Linked DNA regions of Homo sapiens: region 1 is linked to region 2. Evidence: chromatin loops called from intact Hi-C (ENCODE). Cell type or tissue: PC-3. All regions are shown on one strand. Links, peaks and the distances in the headings refer to the core of each region. The heading gives the core; the rest is flanking DNA. Region 1 has its middle 30 kb from the start of GLRB. Region 2 has its middle 220 kb from the start of CTSO.

Evidence for each region. Hi-C counts contacts between places; a loop is a spot of excess contacts. Peaks named below come from ENCODE experiments on the same cell type or tissue, not always from the same donor. Only the 100,000 strongest peaks of a DNase experiment are listed, where the experiment ranks them.
Region 1: a loop joins it to region 2, with 13 times the contacts of the local background. A loop is called at or near these places in 10 of 110 quality-filtered maps.

What each region holds. Positions count from the first base shown.
Region 1 is chr4:157,037,885-157,054,120 of GRCh38, reverse strand. No RefSeq gene overlaps it. Among named protein-coding and RNA genes, the nearest start is that of GLRB, 30 kb to the left of the region's middle. In PC-3, for the core only: CTCF peaks have their summits at 8,409 and 10,725; a DNase peak (open chromatin) is centred at 8,410.
Region 2 is chr4:156,162,838-156,179,073 of GRCh38, reverse strand. No RefSeq gene overlaps it. Among named protein-coding and RNA genes, the nearest start is that of CTSO, 220 kb to the right of the region's middle. In PC-3, for the core only: a CTCF peak has its summit at 9,972 (motif pointing left); a DNase peak (open chromatin) is centred at 9,873; H3K27ac peaks cover 579 bases.

The DNA.
Region 1 (16,236 bases), core at 4,794-12,793, 880 kb before region 2:
AATATGCATAAAAATAATACCTAAAATCATGTTTTTGAAACCATTATACAAGGATTTCTCAACCTCAGCACAGTGGAAATTTGGGGCAAGTTACTAATTCCTTGTTGTGGAAGGCTGTCCTGTGTATTTTGGATGTTAGCAATATTCCCTACCTCCACCAACTGAATGACAGTGAGATCCCATGCCTCAGTTTTAACAACCAAAAATGGATCCAGACATTGCGAATTCTCCTGGGGCAGCGAATACTCTATTCCCCTAGCTGAAGCCACTGCAGTATAGATACAAAAGATCAATGAAACAGGAGAAGGGTCCGGAAATGATTTCATGTATGTATGGGAATTTAATTTATGATAAAGGTGGCATTTCAAATTAGCATGGAAAAGATGAACTCATCAATAAATAAGCTTGAAATAATCAACTCTACATTTGGAAAAAAAAAGTGTTAAATCATTTTTCGCACCAGCACCAAAATAAAATCCATGTGGATTAGAATCTAACTGTTAAACAACAACTACAACGAACAACCCTTGGGCCCGCGAATTTGCAGAGGCAGAAAAAGTAAAGTGTGTTGTGAAGGTGATTCCACCACCAGGGAGAGCGCACTCCTCAATTCTCAATTTAGAAGCAGCCGTGGAGAGGAACGGACAAGGAATAACTTTCAAAAAAGCCCAGCCAGGAACCACAAAGTACTTGGACAAGAAAGTATGTCCCAGCAAGCAGAATCAGCGACTCATCAAGAAAGTTCTGGAAAGAAAGATCTGGAAATGCAGCCCGCTAGAATTTCAGCATTGCTGAAAACTGGCATTTACTATGTGTTTTCTAATTTTTCTTTTTTTCTCTCTCTCTTTTTTTTTTTAGTTTTTTATTTTGTTTTTTTTTTTAGTTTTTTTTTTTTAAATTATACTTTAAGTTCTAACTAAACACCGCATGTTCTCACTCATAGGTGGGAACTGAACAATGAGAACACTTGGACACAGGAAGGGGAACACCACACACTGGGGCCTGTCATGTGTTTTCTAATTTTTCTTTTTCCAAATGGGAGTGTTTATTATGGTATTCTACTCCAATATATTGTAGGTTTTTGTGTGAGGTGGGGGGGGGATAGGGAAGAGCAGATAACTTGTTTTTTAAGTTCATGGATAACTAGATCACAAGGAGCCACATCTGGACTTCATGGAGAAACAGCACATGACCTAGACATCCCTGCACTTTGAACTTGATGAAATTTTCTTGTCTCCCTTGGGGAGGAGATGTGGTAAACTTGTACCGTGCCAGTCTAGCAAACCACAAAATTCTGAGAATTCCCTTCCCTGCAAAGTTTCAGGTTAGCTTGTGCCACAAGAAGCATTTTGTATGAGATTCCGAAGGGAACAGGAAGCAGCAGCCCGATTCTTTGCATGCTCGGGTCCACTCTAGAGGTCCAGCACTGCTGCAGCTCACAATGCAGCGATCTGCCAGCTCCCCTCCTTGGTTTGAGGCGGCAGCCAGCCAGCAGCTTCTTCCGTTCCCGACAGATCTCCTCCTTCAGCTTCTCTGGTTCTGGGGCAGGTGTGTGTGTGGCTCCATGACAAAGGACTCCAGCTTCTGCCAGAGGTCACACTCAGTGTCATAGCTGGCGTCTTCAAGGCGTTGAGAAAACAATGCAGGGTTCATCTTGTCCTTGGCGGGTCCAGTTTGGTGTTGTTCATTCCCATTTCGTTTTCTTCTGTCTTCCTCTAGTATTTGTTTGGCTGACCTTAGGCCCAGCCTCAGGTGCTGAAGTAATCGCTGTCTAGCAGCTGCTTAATATAGAAAGCGAATTGCCTATAATAAATCCTATGGTTTAAAATGTTCCCTGTGGCTCTGCTCCTCTGATTAAACTCCAATACAGAAGATTAGTATGTTCTGTGGATGAGAAGAGTAAGGGCATCTTTGGTGACCAGAGGGCAGACTGTCAGATTCCAGAAACACACCCACCAGAGCACATAGGGAGGGAGAAGCTTTTGTCAAAGAACACGGTGTAACAAAAAGGAGGACAGCATGGCTATAAATGGCAGGTTGAATGGAGAGATGAAAATGCTACCTTATCCTTTAGATAGGAGGCATGATTATCTGGTAAGGTAGGAGGCCGGGAGAAGGAAAGTGGGGCTTTTCAGAATAGAGGAGGTATATGAAATAGCTGCTGCACACTGGTTACTTGACTAGAGTATCTACAGAATAATAATACCAAAAGTTTATTGAAGGGATATTGCAGCCATTGTATAGGCATTTTCTATACAAGAACACATTCAATCCTCACTAAACCCTTACAGGTGTGCCATTGTTATTTTATTTTTATAGATGAAAAAACTGAGGCACAGAGAAAATAAGTACCTAGCCCAATGTAATATTTTCAAAAAACTAGCCAATATTCCAAAAAATATCTTATGCTAGAAAACTATAATTCTTGGCACATAAATTTCCAATGGACTATTAGATATTTTCATTCCCATTTTACAGGTAGGCATAATGAGGCCCAAGGAAGTTTACTACTGTGCCCAGGTTATATACCAAAAATGCTAAATTAAGATTTGTTATGAGTGATAATAACACTGGCAACCAGAACCCTAAGGATTTATAGTTTTAGACTATTCATAATATATATAATGAATATTTTATTTATGTATATGTACAAATACATACATACACATTTATATAACACCTATGTATTACATTACATTAATACATTAATATGTGTTACAGATAAAAATCAGAGGCTAAGAGTATATAAAGTGACATCTTAAGTAAACTTGGAAATTGAGGGATATGATTGTTAATTTTATGTGTCAACTTAGGGGCTAAGAGAAACGTGTCTTTTTCTTTTTTTTTTTTTTTTTTTTTTTTTTTTGAGATGGAGTCTCACTCTGTCTCCCAGGCTGGAGTGCAATGGTGCGATCTTGGCTTACTGCAACCTCTGCCTCCCAGGTTCAAGCGATTCTCCTGCTTCAGCCTCCTGAGTAGCTGGGACTACAGGCCCGTGCCACAATGCCCGGCTAATTTTTTGTATTTTTAGTAGAGACTGGGTTTCACCGTGTTAGCCAGGATGGTCTCGATTTCCTGACCTCATGATCCGCCCGCTTCGGTCTCCCAAAGTGCCAGGATTACAGGCATGAGCCACCGCTCCCATCTGGGAAATGTGTCTTTTTTTGTCGAGATTAATCACTAACCTGTGTAGTGTGAAATGGGCCCTGTGTAGTTAACTTTCCACCCAGTGACTTGTAGATGTCTTCAGTGAAAGATAACATAGGGGGATGAGTGTTAGTGATATGGTTGAATGTGTGTCCCGCCCAAATCTCATATTGAATTGTAATCCCCAGCTTTGGAGGTGATGCCTGGTGGGAGGTAATTAGATCATGGGGGCAGGTTTTCATGAATGGTTTAGCACTATCCCCTCGGTACTGTTCTTGTGACAGTGAGTGAGTGAGTTATCATGAGACTCCTGTTGCTTGGAAATTGTGTGGCACCTCCCCGCTCTATCTCTTAGTCCTGCTCCTGCCATGTAAGATGCCTGCTCCTGCTTTGCCTTCTGCCATGAGTAAAAGCTCCCTGAGGCCTCCCCAAAGGAAATGCTGCCATGCATCCTGCACAGCCTGTGGAATTATGAGCCAATTAAACCTCTTTTCTCTATAAATTACCCAGTCTCAGGTATTTCTTCAGAGCAGTGTGAGAAGGAACTAATACAGCTGGTTTCTGCTCTGGCAGACTAAAAATTTGGTAGTAAGAGTAGATGGTTTGGCCTTGGTAAGTGGCAGCCCATGCTCTGGGGCTCATGCATTTTCCCTATCTCTTGTACCATGACTATTCCATCATATATCCATATGTCAGCATTGGATTGGTGGGTACAGCAGCTGGCCGACATCAACTGGCTGAGTGACTTTGTCTAGCTTGATAAGTGACTCTTTCTTTCTAGATGTTCTTTGGTGATCATTAACATGTAATACAGAGATTTTCACATGTTGTAACCACTCTCACATGTCCATCCAAATGCTCCTGCTCAAGAATTCCGTATCTCAAATCTTTCAATCTTACCACTCCCAGCTCCCAGCAGGGAGACAAGCCATTTGCCACTGACCATGAATCCATATATTTCTAATTTAGAGCCATTTATCTTTTTACACAAAGTTAATTACCAGGTACTTGCCAAAAACTCTTTCCACTGAAAAATTTTCCCACATACCAGGCTGTCCCACACTGGAATCAAGCTTGCCTTTTTCTCCTCCCATTTGGCCATAAGTATGAGCTGAGAGAGACACACTGTGCAGCAGTGGTAGATGGCATGGGGATCTGAGCTGCATCGTTGGGCAACTAGCTTGTGCCTTTCATTCCTGCTCATGCTTACTCCCCAGATGCACCACTCCCATCTCACAGTGGATTGTTTCTAAGGTCATTTGACATCCTTACATGGCAGAACTGATAGAACTCAGCTTATGAAGGGCAGTTCTGGCCCCGTGGTCACTCGATTTTTACGAGACCACAGTAATACACCAAAGGCTACTTTTGAAAAGGCATGTACTTATTTACCGAAGGTGACATGGCCTTGCTACAGAGCCCTAAGGGTCTATGTTACAATTTTTCTCATTGGGATTTTCCATAAACTCATCATAGCGTATTTCACTACTGGTACATTAAACATCATTACAGAGATTTTTAGAGACTATAGGGTTGCTACAGAGCCCTTTTCTGCTTGGGTCCTATTCAAAGGTGGAAGACTCTTGTGTTACCTGGTATAAAAGTCAGAGCAGTATTCCTAGATGTGGCACATGGTGCTTTCTTAGCACAAACGGGCCTACCTAGTATTGTCCTTCCTTCTTTGTAATAGGAAATACAGAATGCAATAATTTATCTTTTAATGTGGAGAGTAAAGGATCGCTCGACCCCTAAATGTTTTACTGATGTGATGGATCCCTGAATCACTGTGAGTTTACCACTATTTGTAACACATGGATCTTACCAAGGCCTCTAATCACCTAGGCACTTCTTGCTCATCCAGTCCAATCAAGATAATGGCATCAATATAGTGGGTCTGTATGATGTGTGGAATATCCAGAGGATCTAGATCACTTTATACTGTAACAGTGCAAAACAGTTATCATAGTCTTGGGACAAAACTATACCTGTCTATTCCAAATAAATGCAAAGTGTTTATGATCCTCTTTTCTGATAAGAATAGAGCCTGTAATCCCAGCTCTTTGGGAGGCTGAGATGGGCAGATCACGAGGTCAGGAGATGGAGACCATCCTAGCTAACACGGTGAAATCCCATCTCTACCAAAAATACAAAAAATTAGCCGGGCGTGTTAGCGGGTGCCTGTAGTCCCAGCTACTCGGGAGGCTAAGGCAGGAGAATGGCGTGAACCCGGAAGGCGGAGCTTGCAGTGAGCCGAGATCGCGCCACTGCACTCCAGCCTGGGCAACAGAGCGAGAATCCGTCTCAAAAACATAAACAAATAAATAAAAGAACAGAGGAGAACATATTCATCAACTCAATGGCCATATACCATACACCTGCTATGCTACTTTAGCACCAATAAGCACATCTGGCCTAGCAGCTGCAACTGGGACTACTACTTGGTTGGCTTTGTAGTAGTCCACTGTCATCCTCCAGCCAGGCAGCACATGATCCAGCTCTGAAATCACATTTTAGCGTCTGCTTGTTTGAACACTCCTTGGCACTAACTGCTGCAATCTGGCTTCCATGTGAATCAGCCTCTGAGAAGAAGATTAGATTGCCAGACGTTTGTTAAGAATTGCTCTTAGGATTTCACAACTGTAGAAGAGTTATAAAAGAAACAGAATTTCAGAGAAGGAAAATGCTGTCCCAATAAAAGCTTCTGTGGATTCCATGGAGAGATATGGAGCTGGGATGACCTTCTGAAGTCGTCCTGAGTTGAGGAGAAGGGACTTGGTCTTTACATCCCTATGTTGGATGCAGGCTAACCCTGGAAGTAAGTGTAATCTTGAGTGAGCCAATTTTCTTCAGCTGAGACAGTTCCCATAGAGGGCTGACAGTTGAGAATCATCTTCCAGTAGCATTTCCAGCATCTGAGACAATAAGTCCTTCATGTATTAAGGGAGATACGGGCTTCTCATAGCTCAAAGCACCCACCACTATCAGATGACTGTATGTGGGGGACAGTTCTGGCCTTTTTATGTTGTTCCATTGTTCAACTTGTCTATTCTTGCACAAATATCAAATTGTTTTAATTACTATAGCCTTAGAATTGGTCTTGATATTTGATAGGGTCTAGGATTGTTTTCCTCCCTTAATATTGTATTGCCAATATTGGTCTTCTCTAATAAGTTTATCAATTTTGATTTTTAAAAAAATCTGCTGGGATTTTGGTTATGATTGCATTGAATCTACACATTGTCTGGAGAAAATTGACATCTTTATATTATGCCTCCCAATATCATACCTTCCAATAATCATGAATCATCTCTGCATTTATTTAGTCTTCTTTAAACTTAATGAGAATTTTAACTCCTAGTATAAAGATTTTGAACATATTTTGATATATTTTTTCCTTGATATTTGATGTTTGTTGATGTTAATGTAATGATATCAATTTTTCATTTCACTTTTTTGTTGTTTTGTTACTGGAATGAAATGTTTGTGAATTGAACATATACCCAATAACTTTGCTAAATTTACTTATTAATTCTGATTATTTGCAAGTTGTTTACATTTTCTAGGCACATGATCATTAGGCCTGTGAATAATGATGGTTTTATTTCTTTTTTTCTAATTATGTCTTTTTTCTTGCCTTATTTTACTGGCTAGATTTGCAATACAATATTGAATGCAATATTAATAGTGAACATCTTTTTCTAATTCCTAATTTCAAGAGATCATTTTTCAATATTTCCCCATTGTATAAGATTTCTGCACTAGGTTTTTTATAGATATTCTTATAGATTATGTGTAGGTTAATATGTTTCCCCTATTCCTAGTATTTTTGGAGTTTTATCATAGATAAATGTTGAATTTTGTCAAATGATTTTTCTAAATACATCAAAATAATCATGCACTTTTCTCCCCTTTCTTCTTTTTTCTTTGGTATGATCAATTTTACTGATTGATTTTTCAATGCTAAACTAAATTTGAATACGGGAAAAATCCCATCTGATATTTTATATATGTAGACAAACGCTAAACTTTAAATGCTCATATTTTATTAAGGATTTTATTAAAGATATTTGCGTCTATGCTCATGATTGGTCAGTAATTTACCTTTCTTGTAATTTCTTTTTTAGGTTTTGGAGTTAAGATTTGGGTGCTAATCTCATAAAAAGAACTAGAGACTATTCACTGTTTTCAACTTCCTGAAAGAATTGATGTCTGATTTATGTTATTTCTTATTTGCATTTATTCTTTTTATGTTTGCAAAGATGCATCAATGATTCTATCTGAGTCTAGGATTTTCATAATTGTGAGAAGGTTTTTAAATAATGTGTTCAATTGTTAGACTATTAAAGAATGACATTTAATCCCTAAATATTTGAGTGTGTGCTTTTTACCAAGTGTTGTATTGAATGAATGTTATGTATCATTGTGATAGAGGTCGATGAGGGTATTAGTCCGTTCTCACACTGCTATGAAGAATACCTGAGACTGGGTGATTATACACAAAAGTTTAATTGACTCACAGTTCTTTATGGCTGGAGAGGCCACAGAAAACTTACAATCATTGTTTAAGGTGAATGGAGAAGCAAGGCACATCTTAACATGGCAGCAGGAAAGAGAGAAGAGCACAGGGGAAACCATCCCCATGATCCAATCACCTCCCACCAGTTTCCTCCCTCAACACATGGGGATTACAATTTGGATTACAATTGTTGATGAGATTTGGGTGGGGACACAGCCAAACTATACCAATGATACATGGTGATCCTATGTTGAAGATACAGAGGTGAGAGGTAAGCACGTACCTGCACTTGTGAAATGTATATTCTGGGGAGAGGAGGGCAGACTTGTCAACAAAACAGTAATAAATACAAAATTTCAATTTTGGTGAATTCCAAGCAAAAGTTCATGGTGTCATGAAAGTTAAAAATTGAATGATTTTATCTCATTTAGACATATCAGGAACAACTTCCAGGAGCAAATGACATTTGTAAATAATTAAATGTTCCCCCTTATCTTTACTTAACACATTTTTGTTATTTCTTTCATTGTAAAAGAATATTTTCTTAATATAGCTGTTCTTCTGAAAAGCTACTCTTCTAACTTGGGTTGTACATTCAATCACGCCTCTATTAGAGTCTCAAATGTCCATATTAGGAGGAAAGCTGGATTCTTTCTGCGCTTTCACCTCTCCCTACTCAAATGGGACAGCTTGATTTCTCACTATTCTCTACTGCCATTGCTTCTCCCTACCACATGGTGTCCCTGTTGACAACTGGTCCTCCACAGTCAGCTAGGTGATTGACTCCATGAATCTCCAAAGCATTCTAGTCTCAGAATTAAAATGAAACAAGGATCTCAACTTCTGGGATTCACATAATCCAGCTACCTGTGCTCATCTCTCTCAGCTATATTCAGCCATCTCTCAGTCTCTGAGAGTACTGTTTCAAAATTTTCACAGCAATTGTCTTTGTAGCTCTGGAGTGGTACCTGGATGCCTAGAGGTATAACTTCACTTTATAACTCTAAAAACTCAAAAAGCCCTATATACCCCTCCTGTCAAATTCACCCTCCTACCCTCCTAAAGATTGTTTGACTAAATGTCCTGAGCCTATACCATCTAAAACCTCGAAGATGCTTGTATAGCTCCTTTCCTACACCAAGGACGCTATTATGTTCAGAAAAAGAGAGGGACCTATTTTCAGATCTCAAGGGAGATTTATCCTCCTAAGAATTACTGAAATAAGGTTCTAGCACTTCCATCATTAGGTCAAAGAAAGGAAAAAACAAAAACAAGTTTAATATATGGTATGCGTGTTATATATACACACACACACACACACACGTTGTTTAATTAAACTTCCTTTTGTTCTAGGTAACAGTAGTGTGGAGAAAATATACTGATTATTTATAATCTTATGAAAATACTTCAGTTATTTAACAAAAACCATCAGACCGCTCCGTGGGCTTTTCTTCTCTGCTATAAACAACAAGGTTCTTTAAACCTTTCCTAAGGTCACTATTTTCTAAACATTATTCATTTTTCTCATTCTTCCCTGATTTTTTCTGGTTTGTCCACATCTTTTAAAAAGCACAGTGACCAAAAGTAGCCACAATATCCTAACAAATAGCTCATGAATGCATAATATGGCAGAGAGATTACTTCCAAATGCTTCATGAATTATTCCTTTTAATAAATTCCAGAATCCTAGTTGCTTGGGGTCAGCATCAACACCCAAGGATTTTCTTTTCCGTGTTTGCCTAGTCAGTCCTTTCCATTTATTTATTCCTTTAGTAAATTTTAATCCTGTTTTAAAAACCAGTATTTTTGCTAATGTCACCTTCATTCTAATTTTCGTATGTCAGAATAATGGAAAGATTTCTAAATATTACATTCTTCCGCATCTCAAAGTCTATATATGCTAGATTGATTATTCAGTAGTTTCAAATTATTGAGTTTTAAAATATTATAGTACTTTGTATTTTCCCTTCCAAATTATAACATTTACAAAGAAAAGCACGATTAAGACAATAATTCACAATTGCCTTCTGATTTGGGGCAAATTAAATTGCATTTACTCCTACTTTAGCAATAATGCAGCAATGTCGTACAAAACAAAGACCCAGTTCTGTTACAATTGAGCACTTTTTTCAACAAAGTGCTATCACTACAGAGAATTTTTTCTTGTAATTTAATTTAAATAATGTATTTATTTTTGTACAGATGGAGTCCCGCTGTGTTGCCCAGGCTGGTCTCGAACTCTTGTTCTCAAGCGATCTTTCTGTCTCAGCCTCCTAAAGTGCTGGGATTACAGGACTGAGCCACTGCACCTGGCCTCTTTTAGTTTTATGTACCAAGACAGCTATGTGCTTGGAAGAAATAGGTTAATCAAATCATTTCTGCATGTTCTTTATAGCATCATTATTTTATGTTAAGGTCATGGATGTAAATTCCACACCATATCACCCCATTCAGAAAATATTAATAGCAAAATGTATTGGATTGTTCTATAATTCATTGAATGAAATACCTTCTAATCCCTAGATCTTGAAATGACTTTAGAAATAATCAAATAAGACCCCACAATGAGAAATATGAGGTTCAGGCAGTTTTTAAGAGATTCGCCCAAAATCAATTAGTTAGTAATCAAAAAGTGGATTGAAAACTAGTTATTCAGATGCAAAATCTTAAGTTATTTCTTCTACACAACATCATCTCCAGAATTTTCCATTTCAAAAACTTTTAATAAAATGTAGAGTTAAATATGAAAATATATAGAAGTTTTAAATCTATGAACTTAAGCACCAATGAGATGTAGCTTTATAGCAGAAATATGTTTTATTAGTATTGAATAGTTTGTTGTAAATACTATTTGTAATGAGACCCAAATGAATTTTGATATGCATAATCAAATAATGTAATAAACAAGCATTGTCAATGACTGCTTTGTAATTGTGCTGTTTTTTCAACTTTGTCATTCAGTTCCCAATCTATCCTTTTATATAGTGTGCTCTGTAAAGCTGGAACCACAACTCTGCAAATTACACTTCAAGGACTTCTTTACCAGTGGCATCACTTTAAGTTCCACCAATAGGAGGAACTAGAGGGCGATTAGGAGATAGGAGGAGAGGGGAAGGGACTTTTTTACTCCTGTTTGCTTGTAGTGCCTGTCAGCAGCACCCCAGCAGTGACAGTTGATTTCAGCATTCAGCCTTTTCCGCTTCACTTTTCCTGCTCAGAGGTATCAGCTGCAGCCAGGCAGTGCCCACTACTCAGAGGTCTGCTACTGGGTTCTGGTTACTCTATTATCTTCCCTTTCTTTCCCAGTCCTGGGGGTGAGAGCTACTTCCTGCTCTTACTTCATGTGGTTTGCTTCAGTGCTTCCCTTTGCTCCCAAACCCTCCAACAACTGGTTAACAAATTTCCTATATTAAATCTCTCCATATTTAAAAACTTTTGATCTCCAACAGAGTACCCAAATCAAGAGGAAGCCTTGACATTTTGTTTCTCTTTATTAATCAGAATGTTGTACTATTAAATTCAGAATTCTCTACTATTTGAGAGAAGGGGAGAAAAAATTGATAGACTTAATTTCTAAGTATCTACCTTCTCTGGAATAAAGTCCTCTACAGATAATCAGTCATGTGAAATAACATATCTTCCACCAAAAGTAGATTCTAAAGTCACGTGCAAAACCAAAATAGGGTCCAGTGAAATTATCCTTGAAAATCCCTTAACAGTTCATTAATACAGTACATGTAGTTTTGAGTAAAATACTACGTTTAAAATATTTGACTAAAATATGCATAAAATGAACATTGTATTTTACTAGTACCTATGCAAAATATAATTTAAATAATTCTATTTAAATTCTCAGTTTTTGAACATTTGTCAAAATCTTACAGTTCAAATTTAGAAGTGGATTTATACAATCTACTGGATCACTGAATTATGCAACTAAGTCAGGTATTTGTAGAGTTGTGAGAAAATGTAGAAATTAAAATGTTATTTGTTCCCTAGGATATAGTTTTGGAATCCAAGAAACATAATGTTAGCTAGCCAAGTTTTAGTTGTCTAGAAATATAAGACCTTTAAAAAATGGTGATATAAGCATATAAGTACCGTGTTAATTAGAAATGATTTAATGTACTTCTACACATCTATTTTATAAGGATTCCTAGGAGGATTTAATAACTAGAGTGAATTTGAACATAAAATAAATGTTTATAATTGTCTATTAATTTTCAAATGGATATGATATTACTCTGGAAATACTTGTAAAAATACTCTTGTTTTTAAAAACTGTTGCTATTAACTTTTACAAAAGATAGTTTTCATCATATAGATGCAACATATCATAAAGATACAGAAAAAGACTTCGTTTTTTTAAATGCAAGGTTTTACAGGAATTTTTCTATATAGTCTTAAGTTAATCTTTTTTGTAGTTAATTTTTATCTAGATAAATTCTTGTGATTCCTGCAAATGCTATGTTATTAATAATTTGTTTTATGGACAATTTTATTTTCACTCAGAATTTACATCACTATCATTTTGGCTTTTCATATGTTTATTCAACTATGTTATTCTCTATGCATTTATTCTATGATTTTAGAAAAACTGTTTTCCTGAACCAGCAGTATAAACAACTATGGCAAATGATTTACTTAATTATACAAGATAACTAACAAAATTAAAAATATGTAAATTATAATCCAGCTATTACCCTCACCATAAACTGTGTGATAGTAAAGTGGATATTGAAAAAATTATTTTCAACACCTGTGACAAGGGAAAAAGTTTTTAAAAAGAAAAAAATTAAAGGATAATTCAGACCAAAAATTACTTCCTCATAAATATTAAAAATATAGAAAAAATGGCGTGATTATTTAAATCATCTTTATTCATATATGGAAAGTCTGTGTTGCTTTGTGTACTTTGCTTGGTATGACTTTTGTATTAGTCTTTAAAATTCACTAAGCTTCAGACTTTAAATATAGGGTTCTTGACTGAGTTAGAAAGCTCTTCTACAACTAATAGTCTCCCAATATAATAGTCCTGGGCAAAATAGCACATAGATAAAATTTGAGTCTCTTCTTTTACCTTCTTTCTCTATTACTTTGCTTTCCACCTAGGACATGTTGGAGCTCCAGGAAGCTCAGATTGTTTACTTGGCGCCCTGACTAAACCTGTCATCCATAGGTAGTGCTTCAGCATTATCCTTTCCTTTTTATTCCCAGTGACATTCCTCAAAATGCATGCAACCCATCACAGCTGGAGGTAAATAATCTGATAAAAAGATTCATATATTTTCATGTTTATAAAAATTACTCCAAGACTTCACAACTTAGAAATTAATATTTGGAGATGATATGATTTCAGATAAAGTAATACATTTGTAGTAAAATGTTAGTGCAGCAGACCGCTTGGGAACCAGTTGAAGAGTTTGAGTTTCTATGACATATATATATATTTTTAATATCCTGCCTTTCAGCTTTGAAAAGTAATATCAAATATAGCAAGAGGGGAAAGGTCTCTGATAAGGATGAGCAAGGGGAATGATCTTTATGACGGTCTATGAACTTAGAAGTTTGAAAATTTTTACTTCATTGCAAACAACTTCTTCACTTGTTAGGTTGGTAAACTGTAATTCTTGAACTGAAAAGGCCAAGCCAGAAGAAAAAGAAAATTAATCTCACTTCAGAGAAAGACATGGGTGATAGTCCTCCTCATAAAATAATGTGATTATTTTCTGTTTGGCCACCAAAAAGTATATTTTTCAAAAAACTTAAAGATGGAATTTTGGCATGATTTTATAAAACTTGAGCCAGATTATCTTATTTTATTTGGATCCCTGGTTTATCTCAAGAGTTGGAATTCAGGGCCAGCCCATTTGTGAAACTTTCTAATTATCTTCAGAGCCTGAACTAAGCCCTACACATCTTTACAAGAACTGCTTATCCCAGAATCTTGGCAGTTTTGTAAAGAAATGGTTACCTTCAAGAAAAAGTATGCAGAACATAATTATAGTCAAATAGTCTACCTAACAAGACTCACAGTACTAATTATGATATTTGACATGTTAATACTTTTCATTGTCACAAACACAATTTACTATTAATGAAATAATTCATGAGATGTCATACAATATATGTGAAACAAGATTTTCTCAGTTTCGAAAGTATCTACAGTGAGCAGCTTTGCAACTTGGGGAACTGAATTGTTTTAATGATTGTATAATATATCAAATATCTTTAAGTTGGTATACACAATGCGGGTACATGTTATTTATTATCTTTGCTTTATTAGATTACCCCCATTAAGTTTGTTACAAGTGTAGATATGTAGTTCTACTCATTCAGTAGAATTTTGCAAGGGGTTGACCCCTTCATGTTGGGAAAAATATTTTTATTATTCCAAAATGTGGTCCCTCATGATGAGCAGGATTTTGCTTGTGATTTTCTTTTGCTGCATTCTTTTTTTTTTTTTTTCTGAGAATCCCAACAAGATAAGCATGGTTTCAGAGTTTAAAAGAAGCTTGTGTTCAAACAATTATAGCAAATGGTTAACTTATTTAATTATACAACTGGGAAAATTGTAAATGTAGAATAATTATTGCTATTAAACTATTAAAATAAACTTATAAGGACTTAATTGTGGTTCTAGCATTGAATAAAAAGAAAATCTGAAATAGAGTCCTGATCTCTAGGGGTATACATCTCAAAAATTAGGCACATTTTAACATTATGCATCTTCAACGAAGTTAATATTCAAATAATACTAAAAATAATAAATAATAAAAAAACTCAAAAATGACCTCTTTATAGCACTGATGTATCTACATATGCAATCCTAGATATCGTGTAAAAAGTGCAGATCATGATTCAGTAAGTTTGGGATGGTGTCTACATGTCTATTTCTCTAAGAAATTCCCACATGATGTTGACACTGCCCGTCCGTGGAACACGCTTTGAATACTGAGGCACTAGAATAGCACTAACCAATAGAACTTTCTGCAATGATGAAACTATTCAATAGCTGTGCTTTCCAATATGATAGGCAGACATAGATAGCTATTGAGACTAGACATGTGGGTAGTGGGACTGAAATTTTACTTTCAGTTGAATCAATTTGCCTATATATTGCCATGTATATCTAGTGACTGTCTTATTGGAGACTGCTGCTGAAAACTGCCTAACAGTTAATACAGTATCCTTAGATATCCAACTTATAGTCTAAGAACTAAAGGAAGCTACTTCAGTAAATAAATATAATGTTCTGAATAATCAGCTTTTTGTAATAAGAGACATATCTTCTAAACTAGGGAAAATAGTTGTTGTTTGGAGGTAAATTTGAAGAATTAAACACATGTTTAGCACAAAATAGCACTGCTAGTGAAAGGCATGCATTCTCAAAAGGCGGATAGTATCACCAACAAAATAAAAGTTGGTTCTTATTGAGGGGGCAAAAATATTTAGATGTTACAATGGTTTGTACCCTTCCAAATCTCAAACTTACCTGGGAAAATCTTATTCCTTAGTATTTAGTTTATCTCATTAAAAAGACTTTCCATTTATTTTTTTCTCTTTAGAGGGCTGATCATGTAAAAAACGACTGATAAACACTGGTCTAAGTAAGTATCATGATAAGGTGTACCTGAATTTGAATCAGTTCATTTATTTGACAGCTCCCTAAATGGCTTGCAAAATAATATAATTTCACTTTTTAACTGTCAGAAAGTGTCATAAATGGGACAGTTTTAGGGGACGACTTTCTCTAAGTGGGACTTGAATTTTTTTTTTTTTCATTTTTTGAGACAGGTTTTCTCTGTTGCCCAGGCTGGAGTGCAGTGTGGCACAGTCCCAGCTCACTGCAGCTTCCATCTCCTGAGACTAAGGCAGTCCTCCTACCTCAGCCTCTCTAGTATCTGGGACTACAGGCGCATGCCACCACGCCTGGCTAATTTGTTGTATTCTTTGTAGAGATGGGTTTCGCCATGTTGCCTGGGCTTATCTTGAACTCCTGGGCTCAAATTATCCACCTGCCTCTACTTCCCAAAGTGCTGGGATTACAGGCAAGAGCCACTGCCCGTCCTTTGATTTTTTTTAAGAAAGCTTGCCAGGCATTTCTCACTTTCCTTTGAAGAAACAAAAAGTTAAGGGGGAAAGGAAAGATATACAATTAGTGTGGACTTATGAAAAATGTCACAAGATACATTCGTGATAAAATTAAAAGTCAGTTGTAATTTTTTGACAGTTAAATCAACTTGAGAAACATTAAGATCATTACCAAACTGTTGAGATGCTCACCTCCTTGCTTAAGACTTGAACTGTGCAATTAGTTTAGGAAGTCCACATATTCTGCCTGTGCAAGCTAAAACACTCAATGATAAGATCTGTATACACCAAAAACCCAAATGTGAAATATCTGTGGACCAGAATTTGAGGTTACTGCAGTGCTGTGGCAAGGAGCAAAAGCTCTCAAGGATCATGAAGAGGAATTTTGAAATTGCCATTTCCTCAATGTTGTTGGCTAGCCTATTAAATGATAACATTTTCCTAACTGTGAGCTTAAGCAATAACAATTTCTGGTATCA
Region 2 (16,236 bases), core at 5,012-13,011:
GTCCAACCTTATGATCCTCTATTCCCCCAAAAGTACTTCTCCTTTAGTTATCCTGGTACTACACTATCCCATTGATAAGCCCTGCTCATGAAAATATGTATCATCTATTGTGCAAGTGAGACATTTCTGAGAGTGAAAGGGGAAGCTATTAAAAATTAGAGTGGGACGATAGTCATATCTAGGTTTATTCCAGACAAAATGGGATGTATGGTAACTCTCCCCTGTTCATGGCCTCCCTGTGCCCTACAAACACTTTACTTTCTCTTACAGGTATCCTCTGAAATCTGACTCAGATCCTGCCATCTTCAGATACTTTTTGTCATGTCAACACAAATTTATCTTTTCTCTGAATTCCTTTAGCACCAAACTACTATCACATGTTTCAATTGTATTCATGTAGCATTGTGATTAAACTGTGATCTCTTTTATGGAAGTTGGCAGCTAATTGTTTTATATAGTCTTTCAGAAGCCTCTCCAGTGCAGGGGAAGTGACAGATACTCAGCAAATACCTGTGGAAATAATTGGATATATCTTTCCACTCCTAAGCTCTCCTGATTATCCAGGAGCATAACAAATTAACTATAATATTAGTTCATTATAATTTAAGCAAGAACATTTTAGCTTATTCCATTCCAAAATGCCTTTACACAAGTAGCAAATAGAGCTCAGAATAAATGTATTTTAATAAAACTAAAATGAAGGTCAGAACATAGGAGGCTGTCTGGGAGGACTAAGCCTGTATGAAGAACTTTTTCAGCTGGCTCAAGGCAAGAAGTTTCACCTTCTGAAGGAAAAAAAAAGGCATAGAAAAATAGAATAAGAATGGACTAAGGACAAATTCTTCTTATTTTAGAGTTGTTCTTAGAGCTAGCACTGTCTGGAATCTTTTTTTCTACCTCATTAACTTATTATGCAGAGGCTGTTTGAAAGTTCGCTGCGCTTTCTCATGCATTCCTGCCCAGTCTGTGGAATGAGACTACACTGAGTATATCCTGAATATCTTCTCATATATAATACAAACCAAAATTATTATGTAAATGATTCTTTATTGGTGTGCGAGGTTGAAGTTCACAGAAGATGCAATCAACAAGCATAAGAATTCATCCCATAAAGATAGGCTCCTCTTTCAGTGCATTTTTACTGAATGCATATAATTCAAACCCATTTCAAAGGCTGTCGGATCCAGGTTTGGTGTTAAGTTCTGTATCTGGTAAAAGTACTGTAGCTAGATTTCCTAATTTCAGATAAGCATGATTGCAGTTTTCCTCAATTTTGTTTCCAGTTTCTAGAACTGCACTTAATTAAAAAATTGGTACATTATCTCATTCTAGTAATTTTCTTGGAAAATTCCCAGGCTGTCTAACTTCACTGAAGACAAGAAATGTAATATAAGTATTGTGTCAGCTCTAATACTATTGGCCACGTATAGCTGTGTAGAACTACAGCGTAATTCTCTGAGCAAGCCATTTCATTGACTAGATGCTAAAGACTAAACTTCTTACTTAATAAGATGTATTTTCAGCCTCATGCCATTTCTGATAGTTGACTTAACTGAGACGAATGAGGCCTAAGCTTGTCACATGTAGTTAACTGATCATTCATTAAGCATTCAAGTTAATATGCAAAATCTCAAAACTACTATTTTATTATTAATCAAAAGAAGAGTTCTACATTCATGTATTTATATTTTTCTTTTATAATTTAGAGAAAAAATGATCAATTCTCTCCACAGATCATGCAAAATCTCAGTAATCCCTGGCCCACCCTGTGATAAATAATATTTTTTAAAAAAATAATGTGGAATCAGTGCCATTTAGCACTTGTATCTGTATTTTAATTATGTTCTGTGTGAACAGTGAGATCAAACCTTTTCATCCGTCAAGAAATGCCTGTCTTTCTTATGGTAATAGTAAGCAGTACTCTGGATACTGTGCTGAAGCATCTTGTTAGCACATAAAATTGCAAGGCGTCAACATCTTGCTCCTTATCTCCACTATAAAGACCTGGCATTTCAAGAAGGAAATGTTATCAGCATTTCTTACCTGTGGCTATATTCAGTAAATTGTATAAGCTGTTTCTCTGAGGGAAAGGAAACGTGCATAAAATTCATGTACTGGCATTCTAATTTGGGGGCCATCAACTCTCAATATGGCTTGTAGCATGAATAATTTAGCTCTAATCCTTTTTAAAAGCCATGTTATAGCTGTTCTGCAGTACGTTTCAGTCAGCATGCAGAATAAGTAAGTTACAAATGTCACATCATAATATGACCTTGACAAAGTAGGAATTAATGGTATAAAGTAATTAAAGAATTCTTCCTTTCAAATGTCCTCTTTGAATCCAGTTTCTTCCTCCTTTCTTCCTTCAAGTAACACATATTTATTAAGTTTTTGAAAGAAAAAACTAGCTCTTGTGGACTATAGAATGTTTTAAAAATGAAATATCATAAAAACGGAAATTAAAATTAGCTAATATTTCTGTCTTGTCATTTTGATGATTTTTTTTCTGGGATCTTCTCTACATATGTAATAATATATGCATGTGAGTATATGTACATACATGTCTGAGTATTACATGTGTTTACAAAACTTACATTGACTATATAGTTTTATATATTTTAATATACTTTTCTAACTCTGAAACATATTTTCATTGCTATATCTAAATTACTTCTTCACTGTATACCTTCAATAGATGATTTGGAATCTAGTAATTGGTATTTATTATGTACCAATAAAATGAAGAGCCCTTAATAACATCAGCAACATAACAGAATAGGAAGCTCTAGATCTTCTTCCTCATGCAGAGACAGACACCAATTCAACACCAATATACAGATAAATTATCTTTTTGAGAAATTCAGAAGCTAGTTAAGTGGCTGTTACAACTGAAGAAAGCACAAAACTAGCTGGATCAAATCTTGTAGGAAAACTTGTGGCACCTTCTTGCCACAGCATCTGCCCCTGGGACAGTACCACATGATTGAGAGGAAAGTCCCAGCTCCCAGCTTCTTTCTAGGGAGGTAAAGAGAACACTGGACTATACATTTAATGTTCTGATATTTAAGGCCATCTGCCTAAATAGGCTTCTGTTTAGCCTGTCTCAGTGTGCTGATGGGACCTAACATAGCACTACATGCCTGGGAGCCACAAGGACAAACAAAAACAAAAATAAAAAAGACCTGAGTGGGTTGCTGTTACTCCAGAGGATCCTCTGTATAGGCCAATACAGCTCGCCAGCCTCTCCTACTGTGAGTAAAGAGAAGACTGGAGAGAGTGACTAATGTTCCGGCTTTTTAGGGGGCTACCTGAATGAATGGAGTCTAGTCCAACTGATGAGATCTAACGTACATTAAATGCCTGGGGCTCTGCTGACAATAAAAAAGGAGCTGCTACTTCACAGAATCCATGATATAGCATAGACAAGAGAGAGAACAAAAGAATATACACTAAAAAAAAAAATACCAAATCCCCCTAATTAAGAATCTAAACAAGTAAGTGCACAGAAACAGAAAAGTATTAAAAGACTTCCAGAAACTCTAGCTGGGCTGATTAGTGAAGGTCTTTCCCTGTACAAAACCTACCCATAAAGACTAGGAAATGTGGCTGTTTTTTTAAAAAGTGTGAATACCAAAACAAAGTTACAAGACCCATGAACAAAGAGGGGATATGGCTCAACTGAAAGGATCATTATAAGGCTTCAGAATTTGTTACAAAAGAAATTAAGGTATGTGAATTATCAGAAAAAGAATTCAAAATAAATATGAAGGAGGTCAGACAAATGAACAAAAGGAGAACTTCAACAGAGAAAGAAAATATATAAAACAAAAAACAGGACATTCAGAGCTAAACAATGCTATAACCAAACTGAAAAATTCATGAGAGGAAGCAGATTTGATCAAGGAGAAGAATCAGTGAACTTTAAGACATGTCATTTGAAGTTACTGAGTCGAAGAGAAAAAAAAAAAGAATGAAAAACAGTGAAGAAAGTCTAAGAGACTTATAGGACATCATCAAGTGGACCAACATATGCATTATGGATGTTCCAGAAGAAGATAGAGCATAAAGGATACAAATCTTATTTAAATAAATAATGGCTGAAAACTTCTCAAATCTAGGGAAGGAAATAATCATCAAGATACAAGAAGTCCAAATGACACAATGAGAATGAACACAAAGATGTCCACACCTAGAAACAGCATAATTGTCAAAAGTTCAACACAAATGGAGATTTTGAAAGCAGCAAGAAAAAAAAATGTCTCTTCATATAGAAGGCAGTCTTCATAAGAATAAGTGATTTCTTATCAGAAACCTTGCAGGCCAGAAAGGAATAGAATAATACATCCAAAGTGCTGGAAAAAAACAAACAAACAAAGAAACAACAACAAAAACAACAAAAACCCACTAACAACAACAAAAAAACAGCTGACCAAGGATAATATAATGCAAAACTGTTCCTCAAAAAAAAACAAAGATAAATATTTTCCCAGATAAACAAAAGCTGAAGGAATTCACTACCACTAGACCAACCTTACAAAGAAATGCTAAAGGGAGTTCCTCAAGATAAAATGGAAAGATGCTACAGAGGAACATAAAAGTGTGTAGCTCACTGGTAAAGATACATATATAAAAAAATACAGAATACTGTACTAATCTAACAGTAGTGGGTAAATCACTTTTAATCCTGATGAAGTCCTACACACTGAATGTTAATGTCTCCATAATTTATATGCTGAATGCTAATTCCCAATGTGATGGTATTTGAAGAGGGAAAACATTTGGTAGGTGATTAGTTCATGAAGGCAGAGCCCTCTTCAGTGGAAGTAGTGCCATTATAAGAGAGACTCCAGAGAGCTCCCTCACCCCTTCCCCCCATGTGACCACAGCAAGAAGATGGCCATCTGTGAACTAGAATATGCCATTGCCTCAATCTTGGGGTTTTAACACTTGAGAAATAACTTTCTGTTGCTTCTGAGGCATTACGTGTACAGTATGCTGCCATAGCAACCTAAACTAAGACAGAAATTGGTACTGAGAAATGGAAGTGATGTTATAACAAATTCCTAAAAATGTAGAAGTGCTTTTGAAATTGGATAATGACTAGAGGCTGGAAGAGTTCTGAGGTGCAAACTTAAAAAAAATTTACAATACTATGAATGGACCTTTAAAGGTGATTCTCATAAGGAATCAGGAAAGAGTAAAACTATAGAGAAAGCCTCAATCTCCTTAAGGAATACTTTGGTAATCATGAATAGAATGTTGGTATAAATATGGATGGTAAAGACCATACTGATGAAGCCTCAGACAGAAATGAACATGCTGTTGGAAAATGGAGGAAAGGTGATTCCTGTTACACAGTGACAAGGAAGTTGGCTGAGTTGTGTTCATGCTCTAGTGCTTTGTAGAAGGTGGAAAGTGTGAGTGATGAAATTGGATATTTAGCTGAAGCTATTATTAAGCAAAGTGGTGAAAGTATGGCTTGCCTTCAACTGAAAGCCAATATGGAAGCAGCTTAGCTGCTGTATTATATTATGATTACAGTGAAATGTGAGAAGAGAGAAATGGCTAAAAGACATAATTTTTCAGTAAAAAGAAAGCAGAACTTAAAGATTTGAAAAAAAAACCTAGCCTACCAATATTGCAAAAAAATGAGAACACTATGAATGTCGCCAATTGTCCATTTGATAAGGAGATTAGTATTTATCAGTCATCTCAACAAAGGCCAGATGTTATTCTCAAGACAAGGGAAGAATAGCTCTGAAGGTGATTCAGAGATGATCAGGTTGCCAACTCCCATCACAGGCCACAGTGCATGAGCCTTCAGGGCCCAGCTGCCTCCACCTAGGTTTCAAAACACAGGACCACCTGGAGCCATGGGACTATGATTTCAGCCTGGGTGAGCCAAGGGCATTGGACCCAGCCCAACAGATCTGTGGGACCCCAGCAGAAGGCTAAGGCAGAGAGCCACTGTGGGACCATCTCTACCAAGCCAGAGGACTGACATTACCACTGTAGTAGGCCTGGAAGACGGAGTAGCGTGCCAAAGAGGATTATTTTTGAGCCTCAAAAGGTAATAAAGTTTGCCCCAGTAAGTTTTGGACTTTCTTGAAACCCAGTACCCCTTCCTTCCTTCCTTCCTGTTTATCCCTTTTGGAATAAACGTGTCTATCCTATACCTGTCCCACACTATTTTCTGAATGCATATAACTTGTTTGGTTTCACAGGTTCACAGCTGGAGAGAAATTTTGCTTCAGGATGAATTATAGTCTCATTCATTACTAATTTAGATGATATCTATTAATAGATGAGGCTTTGTATTTTAGACTTTAGAGTTGATGCTGGAATAGGTTAAGACTTCGGGGGTTATTGGGATAGAATAAATGTATTTTGCACGTGAGAAGAATATAAACTTTGGAGATCAGGAGCAAAATGTCAATATCTAAATGTTTGTGTTCCCTCAAAATTCATATGTTGAAACTTTACCCTCTGACGTGATCTTATTAAGAGATGGGGCCTTTGGAAGGTGATTAGGTGATGAGGGCAGAGCCTCATGAATGAGATTTGTACCCTTATAAAAGAGACCCCAGAGAGTTCATTTAATTTTTCAGCCATGTGAGGACACAATGAGAAGACAGCTGGCTATGAACCAGGAAGACAGCCCTCACCAGATACCAAATCTGCTGGTTTCTTAATCTTGGACTAATAAGCACCATGAGAATTTAATTTTTGTTTAAGCCACCAACTTATGGTATTTTTGTTATAGCACCCCAGATTGACTAAGACAAGTACAGAGATGACTTTTTTTTTCAGAGAACTTACAACAGAATATATTTTCTAAGAAAAGTGGCACATGTGCCTCATCTTTTTTTATATCTTTATGTAGCAAATCAGTCATTTAAAAACTAGTGTGTGCCACGTGGGGTGGCTTATGCCTGTAATCATAGAATTTTGGGAGAATGAAATAAGAGGATCATTTGAACCTAGGAGTTTGAGACCAGCCTGGGCAACATAGCAAGACCCCTCTCTATACAAAAAAATTAAAAAATTAGCCAGGGGTGATGGCATGCGTCTGTAGTCCCAGCTACTTGGGAGGCTGAAGTGGGAGGATCACTTGAGCCCAGGAGTTTGAGGCTGCAGTGAACTGTGATTGCACCACTGCATTCCAGCCTCAGTGAAAGAGCGAGACAGTGACTCAAAAATACTAAGTAAATACAATTAAAAACTAGTGAAACATTGAATGTTTAGGAAAAGTAAGCATTTTTTTTTTCTTATTGTAATACATGTTCGTTGTAGAAAATTTAGGGGAAAAAAATCTATTCTTATTGTCCAGGGAATGTTGGCAAAAATGGCCTTTGTTTGGATAATTTGATTGTTTAATTTCCTTTCTCTGGACATATTTGAAAACCCTAAAGTTATCAAAGTAAATTAAATTCTCCATATTTAATTAAAGGTTTGCATGAAGGCACATTTTGGACTGACGACTTCTAAATTCACATGGTCAACACTGAGAGTCAGGCTCTTTGAACTTTTTCCTGATAAAAGTTCAGAATAAAGTTTAACATGCTTAATCATTCTTAAATTGTCGGGTTTTTCTACCTTATTTCCTTTATTTCTTTGTAAGAAAAAGAAAACTTTGCCAAATGGTGGGGGCGGGGAGTTAATAATGTATTTTAATAGAATGTTAGACAGTTTCTTGATGAGCTCAAATTATGAAATAATGCAGGAATCATATAACTTATTAATAAAAATATGTTTACATTATAAAGCCAAAAACAATGTAGAGCCCTTTGTTAATTGTATGGCAAGTGGCATGTGGTAACCTTCAAAGTCTGACTGCATTCCCTCATGAGTGTTCACCATTTTTTTTTTGGAGATGGAGTCTCGCTCTGTCGCCCAGGCTGGAGTGCAGTGGCTTGATGTCCGGCTCACTGCAACCTCCACCTCCTGGGTTCAAGCAATTCTTCTGCCTCAGCCTCCCGAGTAGCTGGAACTACAGGCGCCCACCACCATGGCCGGCTAATTTTTGTATTTTTAGTAGAGACGGGGTTTCACCATTTTAGCCAGGATGGTCTCGATCTCCTGACCTCATGATCCGCCTGCCTTGGCCTCCCAAAGTGCTGGAATTACAGGATTGAGCCACCATACCCTGTGGTGTTCACCTTTAGAAAGGGCTCTGATGGTGACTCTGATACATATGCAAAATAACCTTCTGAGAGATTTTCTGCCACTTAGGAGTAGAAGATGTTCTCTTTGCCTCCATCTCCAGAGTAAGGGAATAAAGTAACAGTTAGAAGGTAGAAAAATAAACGGCCTAGCTTTCCCCTCCTGATTATATCAATCAAAAGTGAAATTAGCAGCCCCTGCCATATTTGTTTTTCATCTCTTGCCCAGATTATGTCTGCATGGAGGGCTGAGAATAATATTTCAGAAGAAGCAGGTAAACTATAAACAACCACAAGCAGGTTCCCCTTTACCCTCCTCTCTTTGGTTACTATCAGTGTCTAGGAGCATGTCCTCTGTAACCACGCATACTTTAAAATTGTGGATTAACTTGTTGCTTTTGAATTGTTTAGCTTTCATTATAATATCTAGATATCAGCTTCTGAAGTTTTAAAGAAATTTTGTTATTAAATGAATGGTATTGCTGATCATTACAAGCAGTTTCTTCAAGATGCCAATATCTATACTTAAAAAAATTCATTGAATATAGTGGAACTACTATACATGGTGTGCTGAGGTGCATTCCTTCCAGACTTAGGGTCCAGTGATGTTCATGTTTGCTTCTTGAAACCACCCATAGTAAGAATAGTTACATCAGAAATGCAGAAAAACATTACAACAAAGGGCATTGCTCTCCTGGGAAGCTGGTTGTTAATGCATAAACCTGAGTAAATCTCTGCCAGTCTTTGGTCTTTTTGCTCTGGGATCCATTCTTCAGCTTCCTCCTAATCTGCAGTGTTCTGCAGATGGCCGTCTCCGAGATGCATTCTTGGGTTCCCTTGTAAGCTGGTTGCCAGCTGGTTTCAAACAATGGGAGCCACCTACAGGAAATTGTCAGATGAAGAAAAGGAAAAGCCAGACAGGGACTCTGATAGCAATGGCTTCTCCTCTGTAGCTCTAGATTTTGCCAGAGAGTTGGACATAGTTTTCTTCCAATGTGTCATCTTGGCCCTTGTAACACTGCCTCTTCTCTTGTCCCTGCAGACTTCAAAAGGTAGCAACTTCTTGTAGATGCTAATTTATGAGTTGCCTCCGAGGCCTACATTTGGCTTCTCAGCTCTTCAGAGTTGCATGACCAGTTCCCTGCATAAAATGTTCTTTATTTTCATAGTAAGTTGGTAATATTCTTTAATTTTGCTAGGAAAGATAAACCACGCCGTAAATTTAACAGGAATTTAATATGAAATAATTATTAAACTATGATAGGAAAGCAACTATAAAGATACAGAAGCAATTCTAAAGGGAACCCTATGCTGAAGCTGACTTTCAAAGGAAGGACAAACTTAGAAGGTGGGACCCTCTTCAGGGCTGAGTTCTCATCTTGGAGAAAGCATGTTTGCAGCTCATGGAATAGCAGAGAAGTTTGTTAGGTTGGCTGGGACAAAGCTGGTCTGCATTCATCACACAAGAAAGAGATAAACCTCCAGGGTGCTGGCAAGCCAGGTTGGTCGGCAAGTACACAGAGGAAATCTGGACACTCTGTGGGTGTTATGGGCTTGGAGCATGCAGTGTCAGTATGTTCGGGTGGAGATAAGAAGCCTTGGGAAGGTAGTCATAGGGCTTAGGCAGGGCCTATGAGGTCACTGACGGATTTTGCCTTCTGGGTGTGTGGCTGGACAAGGCATCACTGAATGTTCTTACACACCCACACAGCAGGACTGCAGCAGGAGCCAGAGAGGGCTGAAAATCCAAAGCAAAACAGCCAAAACTGGAAAGAGAAGCCCCTTCCTTCTGTAATGTGACTCCAGTGCCCTCTATTGACAAAGCTTAACATGGTGCTGTGCTTAAAGAGAAATGTTTAAAGCAATCAGTCCATTACTTCAGAGCAGGCACTGAGGGGTCAATTTGGAGGTAAGGGCAATACATAGAAATTAACACAGTGTATTTTCTGTGTTCCTGGTTGGGGTCTGATTAATAAAATTCTCAAAGTTAACGCCTTCATTTTATATTGTTATTTTGTCCTATAATCTTTTGCTGTTGTTCAGTTTTAAAATATCAGATATTTATCATTATTCTTGATGACTCAGTTTCCTTCATGCCTTGGCCTTGATTTAACATCTTTTTTGAATGTGCCATCTACTTTCTACCTTCTTACCATCATGCTAATTCGTATCCTTATCATCTATCTCAGGGAATAGTGTATTTATTCTTGAAGTGAGAAATGACTAACTGCCTCTTTAAATGAAAAATGACTAAGTCCTTCTAATTTACCAGACACTGTGCTTGGCACATGGAATAGTCAGATGTGATTCTTTTTTCTTATATAGCTTAAACTTTAGTTTAGAGATTAAGGACACTGACAGTTGTATAATTAAAAACATTAAAAATGTCCCTGAAATGATGATGATGATGATGATGATGATGATGATGATGATGACAGTAATAGATATAGTCATACACGAGAAAATAGCTAGACAACCTGAGACCAAAGGTTATGCCTGAAGGAGCTGGTGCTTGAGCTTAGTATGATGGCTGAATAGAGGATAATTAGGTAAAGGGGTGGGAAAGGGCATTCCAAATGTAGGGCACATGTTTAAAGGCAGGAACATACTTATTTAATGATCTTCAAGGAGGCCAATCAATGTGTCTGGCATAGAGAGACAGCAATACCGAAGCATCCTAGGAGATGGGGCTTTAACAGCAAGCTAATATTTGGACCATGTGACGATTTGAAAACAATATTAAAGATTTGGGTGTTTTTCCCAATAGCAACGACAATTATTTCCAGTAACCTCTTAACTTGTTAAGCTTCCCTTTTATAGTTTTCTTCTGGCAAGCCTCCAATCTGAATTCTATGTATTTTTTCCAGTTTTTCTTTACTACCATAAAAATCTATTCATGTAAATCCCTATCTTTTTGCATATTGCACTCATATACCTCTTCTACCCTGCCATTATTCTAACCCCACTAAGGTAGGCCAGCCTCCAAGATAGCCTTCAAAGTTTCCCTACTCCATGTTCTTGTGCGGTTGAATCAGACTAAGTTGTGTAAATAATTGCAGATTGTGAAAATGACTGTGTTCTGTGGCATCATCCTTTATTCGTTCTCCTTCTCTCAGATCATTATCTCAGAAGGAAGCCAGTTGCCATATTATGAGAACACTCAAGAAACCCTATGGGGAAACCCATGAAGCAAAGAATTAAGATCTCCTGTCAACAGACAATGAGGAATTAAAGCCTCCTGCCAATAGCCAACATAAATGGAGGCTCCTGCCAACAGCTATGTGAATTATCCATCTGAGAAGTGGACCATCGTTTCTCAATTAAATCACAAAATGATTGAAGTGCGGGCCACCATCTTATCTGCAAGCTCACGAGAAATTTGGAACCAGAACAACCCAGCAAAGCCACTCCCAAGCTCTAACTAATGAATATGCCCATAGTTAGTTACTCTTTTGTACTCTTATCAATCGATACTCTCTGACTTTCAGTAAATCTGACCCCTACCAATTACAATACCAGAGAGAGTAGTTTCAAGAAGCCATCCAAATACTGAGTTTCTTTTGCCCCTAATATTCTGTTACTGATATCTGGGAAGAAATTCCATATGATACTTTGGTCCTTAGGAGATGCACAGGCTTAGATATATGTAGAGTCCCATTTATAAGTATGCACAAAATATTATAACAGTCACTTTTAATCGACCTATACAAAATGAAAATCTTAGATCAAACATGTATCATACATTTATTAGAATGTATTGTGATTATTGATTTGTTTATAAGACTTCTCGTTAACTTGTAAGCTATTTCTGGTTCCGAAATCTATTGGAAAAATGTAATAGATACAGAGAATCATGGGGCTCAGTAAAAAGCATCCTATTAATATTATATCAATTGATCGCAGAGTCCTAACTCCTGTGAATGTGTGCTTGTAAGTTTGAAATATACACAAGATCAGGTCACTACCAGAAATCAGGAAACCAAGAGTCTTAAGAGGCAGAATAAATACTGAAGGACAAACAGTAGGACAAATGGAGAAAACAGACAACTAGCCAAAATCAAACTTTTTCAGGCATCTTAGAGAAGAAGTAGAACAAGAAAATGGAAAATCACCAAGTGATCTAGAGGTATGTTTGAAATGATTATCTCTCATCTGCATTTTGAAGCCAACATTTAAAGAGAATCTTGTGGCTGTTGTATGATGAGACATTCTAAAACATTTTCTAGAAATGAATTTAATTTTTGACTGACTCATGCATATCAGTTCAGATAAAATAGGAGTGTAGTATTTATCCTCTATTTTCTAGTTCCAATGGTGGAAATTTTGCAAATCCACCTTGTGTACTAATAATATTCAGTCTCAGTACTTCCCATACCTGATAATTTCTCAAGACAAGGTGAATCATGATAACTTTTCTCTGCAGTGATAGCTAAAAGGTGACTCTGCATCATAATTTCTTAGTAGGACTCAATGTAAAACTTACCTATTTCTCTAGAAAAATCTCAAGAAAATGGAGCATCTTAAGCCACACTTCGCCACCTAAATTCACTGGCTCAAAACCACAGTGGTAGAGTTGCATAGTGGTGAGAGATCATATGGCCAGAAAAGCCTCAAACATTTGCTATCTGGCTCTTTGTAGAAGACATCTGTTGATCATTGATACAAAGTAATGAAAAGGTTCTATAAGCCACATATGAAAATGCAATATCAAAGTAAAACCCAATATTCATGATAATTGGTGATTGGCTCCTGTGTTTTAGCCAGACTCATTCTCCAATGACGGCAGTCTAAAATTTGTTATTGTTTGTTTGTTTGTTTATTCTTCTATGCGAGGGTGGGAGAGTTGAAAATGAGAGTCCTGGTGATTATTTGGAACTTTCTCAGCCCATGACAATTGTTCACGTTGTATGGAATCAGTCAACTCCCCACCTATTAAGAAAATATCACTCTCCCCCCCACCTTTTTTTTTTTACAATAACTGGTAGAAAGCTGACTGAAAATACTATTTTTTTTAATTACTCTAGTAACAATACATCCCACATTTTCTATGAATAGAATCCACTTACATTTTAAGACAGAATTTTACTAAACTTTGTTGTTTTATTTTATATAAGATATTCAGAATAAAAACCTGAAAAATAATATAATTTCCAGAATGAAGACGAGTTTTCTGATATGATAAAGGAGAACTGATTATATGGAATTAAAGATTTACTTCTCAGTCATAAGAACATGTCTGGAAGTATTGTGTAGGTTAATATTCATTTGTCATATTAACAAAGACACTAATTTTCCAAGTTGCATAGAAATCCTGAGGTATGAGGTAAACACAAAACAGCATTTGATGAAAAAATGTTATATGTCCCCTATGATTTTCATCTACGGAGTCATTAATTAAGTCGGATGGTATGAAGCAGTGGTATCAGACCTGAGATAAAACTTGTTGAGAAACAAGCATCTTCCTTTGTGGAAAAAATACCAGACATTTAAAATCACAAAAGCTGAGACTGATAGACCGCTGCTTTTGAGGAATATAAATTTTCCTTGTCTCTCCCAGCCTCTACAAATATAAATGTGGTCATTATCAGAATGTGTTTCCTGTTCTAAGCTTCAGACTCTTAAACCCAACTGCCTATTTTCTAAAGGACATCTTTAAATAAACATAACCAAAACTAAATATTTCATTCCTTTATATCTCTTAAGCCTGGTCCAGTCTTCTATTTTACTCTAAACTGTACCAGTATTCACCCAATTGCTCAAATCAAGAAAGACAAAAACGAACACTTATGTATTACCTTTTGATTTCTCCTTTTTTAAAAAAAAAAACCCACATCTAATATATCGATATATCCTAATTGTTCTACCTACAAAGTATTTTTGAATCTGTCTGCTTCTCTCAAACTCAGGATCATAATCATAGTCAATGTCATCATTGTCTCTTCCTCAGAACGCTGAAAACCTACTTATCTATTTAGACTCCCTCCTTTCCATCTTTGTCTCCCACCACTCCACCGTCTACACAGGAAGCAGAGTAATCTTTTTGAAATATAAAACAAATCACATTACTATCCTGTTTAAAATGGCTTCTTACTGCTTTTATACTATAAAATCTATATTATTAGCCATGGCTTACATCTTGAGTTGATCTTACCACCACAAACACATTCTCTTATGCTACTCTACCCTCCCTAATTCTGATCTTCCTAATTCTGAAAGAAACTGAAAGACACCATGCATTCTTCCATATCAGACCCTTTATATAAATATCTACTGATCCTTGTATTTAGAATGGCCAACCCATGATCTTCATATTTTCACTAGGCTGATTCCTTCTTAAGCTTTTAAGTCTTACCTTAAATTTGGTGCACTCAGAGAGGCTTTCTGACCATGCCCTCAAAGGCAGTGGCTTACTCACTGAGTGATTGTTCTCTTTTCCCTATTGTTTTATTGTTTAGCTCCTTTATAGTACATGATATCCACCGTTAAGTATTCTGTTGATTTATATACATATATATCCTGTCTCTCTCTAAATTGGAAGATCCATCCGGGCAAGAACCATATCTATTTCCTTCAACTTTGTATCTCCTATACCTTATATGCCACCTGGGATATCTAAAACATTCAAATGTGTTTGGTATGTGAATAAATACGAATTAGGCTCCAAGTTTAATTTGTCGTTAATTAGTATGAAATATAACACAGAGCCTTGCACACATTCATCTGGTGTGGAGTGAAAGGAATTTGTTTATATGTGGAAAATGCTGTAATCATATTTTAAATATGCTTAGTTCAACAGACAAACAATTGAATGAGTTTAGCAATGTTTCAAAATGTTGTGCGGCTAGAGTTCCTTATTTCTTTTTGTGATAACTCATGTGAGTTATCATCTTAATTTCCAAGAGGCTTCAAAGCAAAAATCCTAAGCAATGATATTTTCTCCTTTTCCTTGAGTCAAATTCTGCTTTTTGATATTTCCAAAAGGCCAGAAACACTGATTTGTTTTGACTATGTTACTTGTTTAGTACTTGAAATGATTAAAAGTTTAAAAACTTCATTTTTTTGTATCAGAATTTTTATGGAAATTCCATACTTAAAAACACAGTACTCTAGAAATTAATCTGAAACAGTGTCAGTTAGAATTTTGTTAAATGTCTACCCCACCCAAATGAAGAACATAAGGTTTAATATAATGCTGCTATAACTTTGCACTCACTGTGTGCCAGGAACTTTTCTAGGCACTTTGTATATATCAAATCATTTAATGCACCTACAAGCCTTATAAGGTAGGTACCATTATTATTCTCATTTTGAGGTAAGAGAAATGAGTTACATAAAGGATAAGAAACTTACTGAAGATTAAAGTTAGTAAGTTACAAAGCAGAAATTCAAACCCACAGTATGTGTCTACAGAATGCAAGCTCCCAACCCATTACACTGTACTACTACCTTTCTAAAACATTTCAATCATCTTTACAGGATTGTTCAAAACCAGCTCCAATAAAACCAATAACATGATAGTACATAATATCACAAGTCAAGCCAGAACAGGAAAATTATCAAAGTAATAAATATTCCTAGCTAGTTAACAAAGTAAAGCAATATTTAAAAACAAACAAGAACAAAACCAAAACCAAAGCAATATTCTTACATAATTTCCTGGATGGAGAATAGGCCTCTAAAGAGTTATATTTCATTGATCTGGGTCACAGGTAACCCAGAGTTTAGTTACCCATAGGTAACTAAATTCATATTTAGTTGAATAGGTCATAGTGCTATTCAAATTGGGTAGCACTTTAAAAAAACATTTAGGTAGTAATTTGCCAAGCTCCTTTTGAGTAACTCTTTAAAAATGAGGGTTTGCAATGAAGAAAACAATGAAGAGAATGTGATCCTAGAAAAGAAAGGACATAGTATGACTTTTCAACTACGTTCTTTGCTATTTCATTTTTTTCCCCTTACATTCAACTTCATCATGGAAGGAGGCTGTACTGGTTATCAGCAGGCAATTTATCTTCTCGTAACTAAACTATATCTATACCGACACTTGTTATACTGTAGTCAAATGTGAAAGGAA